2 separate regions of the Homo sapiens genome follow, and region 2 is linked to region 1. The links are chromatin loops, found by intact Hi-C in ENCODE. Cell type or tissue: ovary. All regions are shown on one strand. Links, peaks and the distances in the headings refer to the core of each region. The heading gives the core; the rest is flanking DNA.

What was found. Peaks named below come from ENCODE experiments on the same cell type or tissue, not always from the same donor. Only the 100,000 strongest peaks of a DNase experiment are listed, where the experiment ranks them.
Region 2: it touches region 1 in a loop (5-fold over the local background); 2 of 110 quality-filtered maps call a loop at or near these places.

The regions. Positions count from the first base shown.
Region 1 is chr10:74,850,128-74,854,713 of GRCh38, forward strand. All of the region lies in intron 3 of KAT6B (lysine acetyltransferase 6B), which reads left to right. Among named protein-coding and RNA genes, the nearest start is that of KAT6B, 26 kb to the left of the region's middle. In ovary, for the core only: no CTCF peak of the experiment used is centred there; no DNase peak of the experiment used is centred there; H3K27ac peaks cover 1,235 bases.
Region 2 is chr10:75,015,423-75,020,008 of GRCh38, forward strand. All of the region lies in intron 13 of KAT6B (lysine acetyltransferase 6B), which reads left to right. Among named protein-coding and RNA genes, the nearest start is that of SNORD172, 4.0 kb to the right of the region's middle. RefSeq lists a silencer at 1,474-1,641. In ovary, for the core only: no CTCF peak of the experiment used is centred there; no DNase peak of the experiment used is centred there.

The DNA of each region.
Region 1 (4,586 bases), core at 155-4,154:
CGGGGTTTCACCGTGTTAGCCAGGATGGTCTCAATCTCCTGACCTCGTGATCCACCTGCCTCGGCCTGTGGTGGCTTTTTATTAACAGTAAAAGTATCTCTTCCAGTTCTTCAAATGATTAGAAGCAGTTTTGCCCCAACAAATAGATTTCCAGCATTTTAAATTTGGTAGATGCAATGAGCTTATTATAGTTTTTAAAGTAGATACTATTTATAATATTAGCAATATGGAAAGGCAGTAGAGAAAGTAGTAAGTCTGTGTCTAATTAGATTGAACATCATCATCATTCCGATGCATGACTGCTAGGAGGAATACAATGCAAGTTAAAATAGAAGGGCTCCTTCCTTTCTGAAATGTAATTGCACATCTTCTGATAGTCTGGAATTCAAATTGGGTATTACCACACTGGCTTCTTAGCATAAATTCTTTGTATTTATTTAAGAAAGCTCTCTTCGGTGAGGTGATATGGAAATGAATTAAACCACTGAAGATAAAACTTTATCTTTGACTTGGTGAGGGAACTCCTAAAGGATAGTATTAATGTTTCTCATTAAAAGTAGTAAAGCTCAATTAGGTCAGATTATGAGGACTTTGGAAAGTCACATATTCTAAGAGAGACTTCCATTATCACTGCGCACTTTGTAGCATTAAGATTCCATTTGAACATTTGAGCTTTAGCATTTTTATAAAATCAGTTTAGTTCCATTTAAAATAAATTCCATAGTATTTCACTTTAGTGAGAATGTCTTCATAAAATTTATTAAGTGTCAAGTCTTGGTCTGTTTCCAGTGTAGTACATAATGTGGGAATTCTCATTCTAGGTTGGCATCGTAATTGGAAGGTGGGACACTTTCAGTATCAAGTAGGGCTTCTGATGTTTTTTCTGTTGAAGAAATATTTGTATTAGAATCTTACAAAAAGCCTTCAAACATAAACAAAATTACAAAAACAGTGATACTGTCAATAAGAAAAAAATCAAAATGATTTTTTTTTTTTTGGATACAGAGTCTTGCTCTGTTGCCCAGGCCGGAGTGCAGTGGCGCAATCTCGGCTCACTGCAGCTGCCGCCTCTCGGGTTCAAGCGATTCTCCTGCCTCAGCCTCCTGAGTAGTTGGGGATTACAGGCATGTGCCACCATGCCCGGCTAATTTTTGTATTTTTAGTAGAGACAGGGTTTCACCATGTTGGTCAGGCTGATAAGAATGATTTTTTTTTTTTTTTTTTGGAGATGGAGTCTTGCTATGTTGCCAGGCTGGAGTGCAGTGGCGCGATCTCGGCTCACTACAACCTCCGCCTCCCTGGTTCAAGCAATTCTCCTGCCTCAGCCTCTGGAGTAGCTAGACTACAGACGTGCACCACCACGCCCAGCTAATTTTTGTATTTTTAGTAGAAACGGGGTTTCACCATATTGGCCAGGATGGTCTCAATCTCTTGACCTAGTGATCCACCTGCCTCGGCCTCCCAAAGTGCTGGGATTACAGGCATGAGCCACTGTGTCTGGCCACAAAATGATTTTTAAAAGGAGTTCAGATGATCAGAAATGGGGTTGAAAGACAAACGTAGGACCCTTGTTATGTGTGGTCTTGGCTTATTCAGTTGTTTATTCTATTTCTCCTGCCCCTTTTAGAGAGATACGTTGTTAGGGTTTTTGGCACTGTTATTAATATGAAATATTTCTACAAATAGAAGATAAATGTACATCCTACAGCAGTTGCTTGAGTTGTTTACACACATGAATTAGATAAGTTTATTTTTAGATTTTCTTTTCTTCTGTTTTCTCCATTCTGTTTTCTCCTCTTCAGTCCCCTTAACCCTGCCCTAGAGCAGACCCTCCTCATCTGTTCTGGGACTTTTCCAATAGCCTGTACTTTATGAAGGACTATTCATTAGTCCATATTGTTCTTTGATGTGGCAGGCTTCCAGAAGTCTCTCAGCCCTAGGGGAATTGTTCATAGTCTCAGGCAACTCTGGATCTTTTTTGGCAGAAATGTGTATATTTTTTATCTGCTAATTATAGAGCCTGAATGTCCTCCTCTCTGTTGACCTTCTTAGTTTTCCTTTGAATTGGTATCCTTTGTGTTGCAGATGTCATCTTTCTTGAAGAGTGCTTGATTATGTGTATTTAACTGAAAATCGAATAAATCTCTAAATATTGTAAAATATGCTCTTCAAAATAACCTGCATTTTGGAATTGGTATGGATAAAGTCAGTTTTAGAATCACTAAAGTCAGACAGAAACCTATTGTAATGTGAAAGACGAGGTGGATCAAATACTTGCTGTTCCAGGGTCATGGAAGGAAAAAAATTGCAGTTCATGTTCTTCTTATAATTAAGCTTCAGAAGTTCTTCACAATAGCAGTGTCTGAGGACTGCTTTTGTGAGCAGGTAGTACCAGTTGTTGAGACATTGTTGAGAGAGCACATGAATTGTCTCAAACTAGTTAGTTGGGTCAAGGGAAAGATAAAATGAAGGGTGAATGAGTCTTTCTATTGTACTCTGAGGCATGACAGCGTGTTCCACTTTTGAGCTTTTATCAAGATGGGACTTGTCTAGACTTCTAATGAAATGGGCTTCAGGTAAAGTAGAAACATTATGTCAAGAGGATTTTTGGTTGTTCAAATGAATGTTAAACATTCTTTTAACTCTTTGGATCTTAGATAGATTTGATAGTTGTGATACCTTTACTGTATGTAACACATGATCCTGTCCTGAATGATCAGCAGCTTTCAGGAGTTACTCTTGTATTCCCAGCTACATTTGTGATACTTTCAGTGCTAAGAAAATCTATATTCTGTAGCTTTGAAGTTATTTAACAGTTAAGTACTATTTGCTGGTTTATTCTGATTTTGTCTTAAATGACAAATATTTTATTCATCCTTTCTCTTCAAACATTATTTAACAAATGTACGTTTTAATGTTTCTCAAAAATGAAGGTCTATATTCTTTTTATATGTTTTATCTTTGTATGTTATTTCTTTCATCTTTTTTTTTTTTTTTTTTTTTCTGAGACAGGGTCTCACTCTGTTACCCAGGCTGGAGTGCAGTGGTTTGATCATGGCTCACTGCAGCCTCGACCTCCCGGGCTCAAGTGATCCTTGATCCTCCCACCTCAGCCTCCTGAGTAACTGGGACTACAGGTGTGCACCACCTTGTCTGGCTAATTTTTTTTTTTCTTTTTTTTGAGACAGTCTTACTCTGTTGCCCAGGCTGGAGTGCAGCCGTGTAATCATGGTTCACTGCAGCCTTGACCTTCCCAGGCTCAAATGATCCATCCTCCCACCTCAGCCCCCCAAGTAGCTTGGACTACAGGCACACACCACTACACCCAGCTAATTTTTGTATTTTTTGTAGAGATAGGGTTTCGCCACGTTGCCCAGGCTGGTCTTGAACGCCTGAGCTCAAGCAGTTCACACACCTCGGCCTCCCAAAGTACTGGGGTTATAGGCGTGAGCCACCGTGCTCAGCCTTTTATTTTTAATATATAAGAAATGCCTTTTTTTTTTTTTTTTTTTTAATTTGAGATGGAGTCTTGCTGTCTTGCCCAGGCTGGAGTGTAGTGGCATGGTCTCGGCTCACTGCAACCTCCGCCTCCCAGGTTAAAGCAATTCTCCTGTCTTGGCCTCCCGAGTAGCTGGGATTACAGGCATGTGCCACCACTCCTGGCTAATTTTTTTGTATTTTTAGTAGAGACGGGGGTTTCACCATATTGGCCAGGCTGGTCTCGAACTCCTGACCTTGTGATCTGCCCACCTCGGCCTCCCAAAGTGCTGGGATTAGAGGCATGCCCCACCACGCCCAGCCCATTGTTTTATCATGACAGTAGCAATGTGTTTTAATTGTAAAATTCTTGACTTTTTGTTTTGTTTATAAACTTCCTTTTCTTGGCCCTGTGCCTTAAACTACAGTAGATTAGGTGAAACTGTTCTCTGATCACACTAGCATTTAAAATATGAACCTGAATCTTCTCAGGTACTTTGATCTCTCCAATCTATTAATGTTTCTGAGTACATAAACATCAATTAGCTCACCAAATTAAAGTTAGCAAATGCGTCAGCCATGTAATTTGCATGTGACATTTTGAGTTAGCAGGGCCAAGAGGGAAGTATGTTTTTGTGAGTGGGTGTGCTTATCTCTCTGTCTTCAGGTGGTGATGGAAAGTTGTACATGTAAGAGAAGGAGTTGTGGCAGTGGATATGTGAAATGCTAACTGTACATATGCCTCTGCTTGGGGCAGAAGCACTTTACCAGAGAAGTCTCCAACAGTTGCAAACTACATATTCTTTTTCCTTATATAAGTGAATCTTTTAATTAGTGTAATATTATGTAGAGTGTATGTTTTTTCTGTTTTTTTTTAATGAAAGGTGATATTTTGATAAATCTGCAAAATGAGCAATATAGACAACATTTTAGAGTGAATGATACTAGATTTAAACTATGAGGCTGGTCTCTGCAAAGATACAAAGTAAATACTAATCACTGGTCTAAGCAAAATCCAGGAAGGATTTTTGTTAATTTGACAAGTGGGTTTAGAATTCTTTAGCCACTATTTTTTAGAAACCAGCTTTGTTCATACATCCTTTCTCTAA
Region 2 (4,586 bases), core at 376-4,375, 170 kb after region 1:
CTAATTGCAAAATCACCACAAAATTTAAACGAGGAGATATAAATAGCCTGTCAAGTTCATTTGTCATTATTTAAACTGATAACATGCCATTCATCCAGTTGGTCAGTGCTGCTCTGCACCAGAAACCAGGAACAGATGAGCGTACAAACCAGTGAATTGCCATCTCCAAGCATGAGATAACTTGGTTAGAGTCATCAGATTTCCTGTGCTCAAAAGCTGCCATAAATCCCTGGCCTCGTGTCTGTTCCCAGGCTTGCAAACCCAGTGCCGTCGACTGATACAGACCTTTCAGCAGGATTTGCTGAGCTAAACAGGTGTCTGATGAAAAGTGTGTAATCCTCAAAGATTATCATCCCCTAAAAGCAGCTGGTGACCCCAAACTCACATAATCCAGAGAGATGGAAGTTGGGAGTGAGTAGCTTGCCAAAGTTTACACTTTGGTGTTTGAGGAGGTTCATATGGTTTGGTTTGGTTCCAGGTAGTGGAAGATGGAGGTGTGCAGGGGTGAGGGTGTCTGCCCCTGTCGGGGGAGATCCCTGTCCCTATCCATGCCCTTGCCTGAGAACATTATTCTACTATGGTCCATTTACACTCTTGAATACTCCTAGTTTAAAGGGAAGGAATTTTCATTTTCAATGAGCGTTAACATTACAGTTATTATGCTGGGAATTAAATTTAATTTGGGAATTTGGGTCTGCAAAAACATATCTTGACCTTGTCTAGATAGTTCCTTCCTTATCCTAATAGATCTGTCTACATGAGATAACTCTCTACCACTTTTATTTTCTCCCACTGGGAGAGAGTTAACCATTTCAAACTCAGGGCTAGTTAACATGAGATTTGATTCTTTTACTGCAAGTAGTTAAGCCTTAACAGAGGTGAGGCACACTCGGGTTCCATGCAGTACAGCTTAGAAATGCTTACTTTTTATAGACAGAAATCACATTGTTCTTCCTTTCCCTTTAAGCAGACATCTTGACAATCCTTTGAATTGATTATGTGGCCTGTATACTGAAAGTCAGATGTCACCTTCCCCAGGATAAGTACTTCCAGTAAAGCAAAAGAGGAAGCCAGCTTTTGCTACGATCAAGATAGTTGATGTGGATGAGGGGTTTATGGGCTACCCCGTTTTCAATTACAAGGCTCCCACTCACAGAGTAAGTGCTGTTGGCCAGCACCTCTGGCTCACAGACAAGTTCCAGGGAATAATTTCACCAGCGATTAATTATACTGCAGCTACTGGGATTTGTCCTCCAAACATCACTTTGTTTTCCATCTGAAACAGCCAGGTTTCTCCAGGGAGAGCTGAGGTTTTCTGATTGAAAGTATCCCGAGTTAAGGAGAAGTGTTAGAGCACCATGGGAATCTATTCACCAGGGGTGTACTGTACTTGTTTCAGATGCTTCAGGATAATACACCAGCTTCTAAGATAAGTGCTTTTTTTTTTTTTTTTTTTTTGAGATGGAGTTTCACTCTTGTTGCCCAGGCTGGAGTGCAATGGCATGATCTCGGCTCACTGCAACCTCTGCCTCCCGGATTCAAGTGATTCTCCTGCCTCAGCCTCCCGAGTAGCTGGGATTACAGGCGCACGCCACCATGCCCGGCTAGTTTTGTGTTTTTAGTAGAGATGGGGTTTCTCCATGTTGGTCAGGCTGGTCTCGAACTCCTGACCTCAGGTGATCTGCCCACCTCAGCCTCCCAAAGTGCTGGGATTACAGGCATGAGCCACCGCGCCCAGCCAAGATAAGTGTTTTTTATTTCCCTGCATCTTAGATCAATTATTTGGAATTTTTTTGGTAAGTTAAGAGCTGTAACTTAAACCACCACATCTCTATGATGTACTCAATAAGTGAAATGTTCTTACCAAAAATTTTTCTTCCAATGGGCTATATCATAATTATGTTGTGAAGAGCCTAGAAAAAAATAGAGGCCGGGCACAGTGGCTCACGCCTGTAATCCCAACACTTGAGGGACTGAGGTCAGGAGTTCGAGACCAGCCTGGGCAAAATGGTGAAACCCTGTCTCTACTAAAAATGCAAATCTTAGCCAGGCATGGCCACTGGCGCCTGTAATCCCAGCTACTCAGGAAGCTGAGGAAGGAGAATCGCTTGAGCCTGGGAAGCGGAGGTTGCATCGAGCCCATATCGCACCATTGCACTCCAGCCTAGGCAACAGAGCAAGTCTCTGTCTCAAAAAAAAAAAGTACAAAGAAACAAAAGGTGGCAAGAAATTCGTTTTTTAAAACATCGCATGTTATGAGGGTCAGAGTAGTGAAGTGCCACCAGCTGCAGCCTTCTGAGAGGAAGTGCTGCTGCTGGTTCAAATGGAATTCTGTCCTACATCCACCAAGCACGCCAGTGGAGTGGACATGACACACACTTTTCTTCTAAGCTGTACAGTTTAACATATTACAAGTGAGTTCATTTAACTAGTAAGGAATCAGAAATGTATCTTTGTTCATTTTGATCGTTTTGATGGATTCTGTTTTCTCTTACGTGAGTAGACTTTGTGGACTTCCAAATGGCTCCTGGCATAAGTGCCAGTTCCTGCTATTAGTTCCTTGAGGGTCTCATGAGTCAGAGAGGAGAGGGAAAAACCCACTGCAAGCCATGCAGGGGTCCCTTCGGATAGTGGCCTTGTGCAGTCTGCAGTGTCGGTGCACGTCATCCCTGCACACCCGCCTGCTGTGCTCTGGCTGGAGCTTGGGTTTGCAGTTGTCTTCTTTACAGCACCCAGGGAAGCATGGCCTCCTGGCAGGTGTTGGCCACTCCCTGCTTTCTCCTGGCCTTTGCAAGCACAGTGCAAGGGTGTTTGCTGAAAAAGACCACTGGGCTTTCAGTGTACCCACACCCATCAGGGCTGATCACCCTGCTGCCACCTCCCCAGGACTCTTCCGTGACTATCAGTCATAGCCTGAAGTCTGTGTCCAAGGGAGTGTCTCAGGAGACAGCCACTTAACATGGTAGGAGTAGCAGGTGCTAAAAGGTTTATGCCTAAATGCTCCCCATGGACCCCAAGTTGCCTGCTGGTTTGAGTGGCCTAACCCATTTAGGCTCAGGCCCTGACAGGGTGTGTGTGCACCACTTCGGGGTGTGAAAGCATGAACAGCTGCGGAAAGCGTGGGTTTTCTGATGCTGGCTGCTGCTGCCTTCCGGATTAGGGACTGTAGCGGGGAGACAGAACAAAGGAACACATGTGCTTCTGGGTAAGCTGGCCCATCATAGTGGGGGACATAAGGTATGGGGGGGCACATACCACCTTGGTATGAACACTTTGGTTGTACAGAATTCTTTCAGCAAGGCTGAGAGGAGTGGGGCTTTCTGTCCTTGACTGCTGGATTCAAATAAGCACCAGTAGAGGACCTGGGGACTTTCACACTCACTGCAGGGGACTTTCAATTGTGGGATCTCATGGACAAAAGGGAATGGTTCTATATCCACGGCTCTATGGTTCTCACCCCCCCAGGAGTACAAAGCTGGGACCCCCCAGCCTCCTGGGTACGTTTCTCAGCATGTGCCAAGCACTTTGGAGGCAGGTGACGGATGTGCCAATTATCTGTATTCTGAGGTGTGGGCTCCCTTCATACTCTGGCAACACAGAGACGTAGAGAGCTCTTCTTCGTGTTGACAGGACACAATATGGGCTGGCTTCGGCACAGTGGCCATCACTGTGTTAGCATTCCTGACACACTGCTATTGAAAGCCCCAATCTGCTGCCAAATTACATGTAGACAGTGGTTTCACTGTAAAATGTTGCGGTGCTTGTTTGCATTCAGTCAAATACTTTGCACTTAAACATGGGTTAAAGAGACAAATAAGTCAAAAGACCTTAGCAAAACCTGAAGTTAAATTTACGCCTATTCTTCATAATGGCATTCAGATTAAAGCCATCAAAATGCAAAATGCTGTGATTATACCCTTCGAGGGTTCAGGCTGGATTCTTGTTTTGTATTTCTGCATTACTGTATTTGCAGTGATTTTGAGATGCAGGAAAATGCATCAGAGGCATTGATTTCTTCTTTAACAAAAAATAACCCTAAAATTGAGAAAATTCTTGAGAATGCAGCCATTTTGGAAATGTAGATAAAGAAGAAAAATGCTGAAGATTTGGGTGGTTTATGGAGCCGTATGATTTTGTCATTGCTGCCACCTACTGTATGTGGTTGATGTTTGTTTAAACTTAGGAAGTTCATGAAGGTGAGGCTGTTGAAATAGATAATTAGAGCAAGGTAGACATCATTAGCTTATAGCATTTCTTTTCTACCCCATAAGTGGCTCTTAATTACTGAGACAGCCGCCAGCTTTCATTCATTACCTTCAAGTGGATTTAAAGGGCTGGTTTCTTTTTTTTTTTTTTTTTCCATTTTTAAAGTTCCTTTGCCAAGGAACCTTCACAGTAATGCTGTAAAATGCGTTCAAAAGCTTAAGATGCTGGGGGATTTTCTGAGCATACATGCAATAGGTTGTTTTAAGGAGTTTGTTTTGTTTTGTCTTAATTTGTAGGAGCAATATTCTGGGATTGGATTGTAAATTAATTTCTATGAAAGAGGTGAAAATGGAGCTAGTGGAGCTGATGGGAGTTGCAGC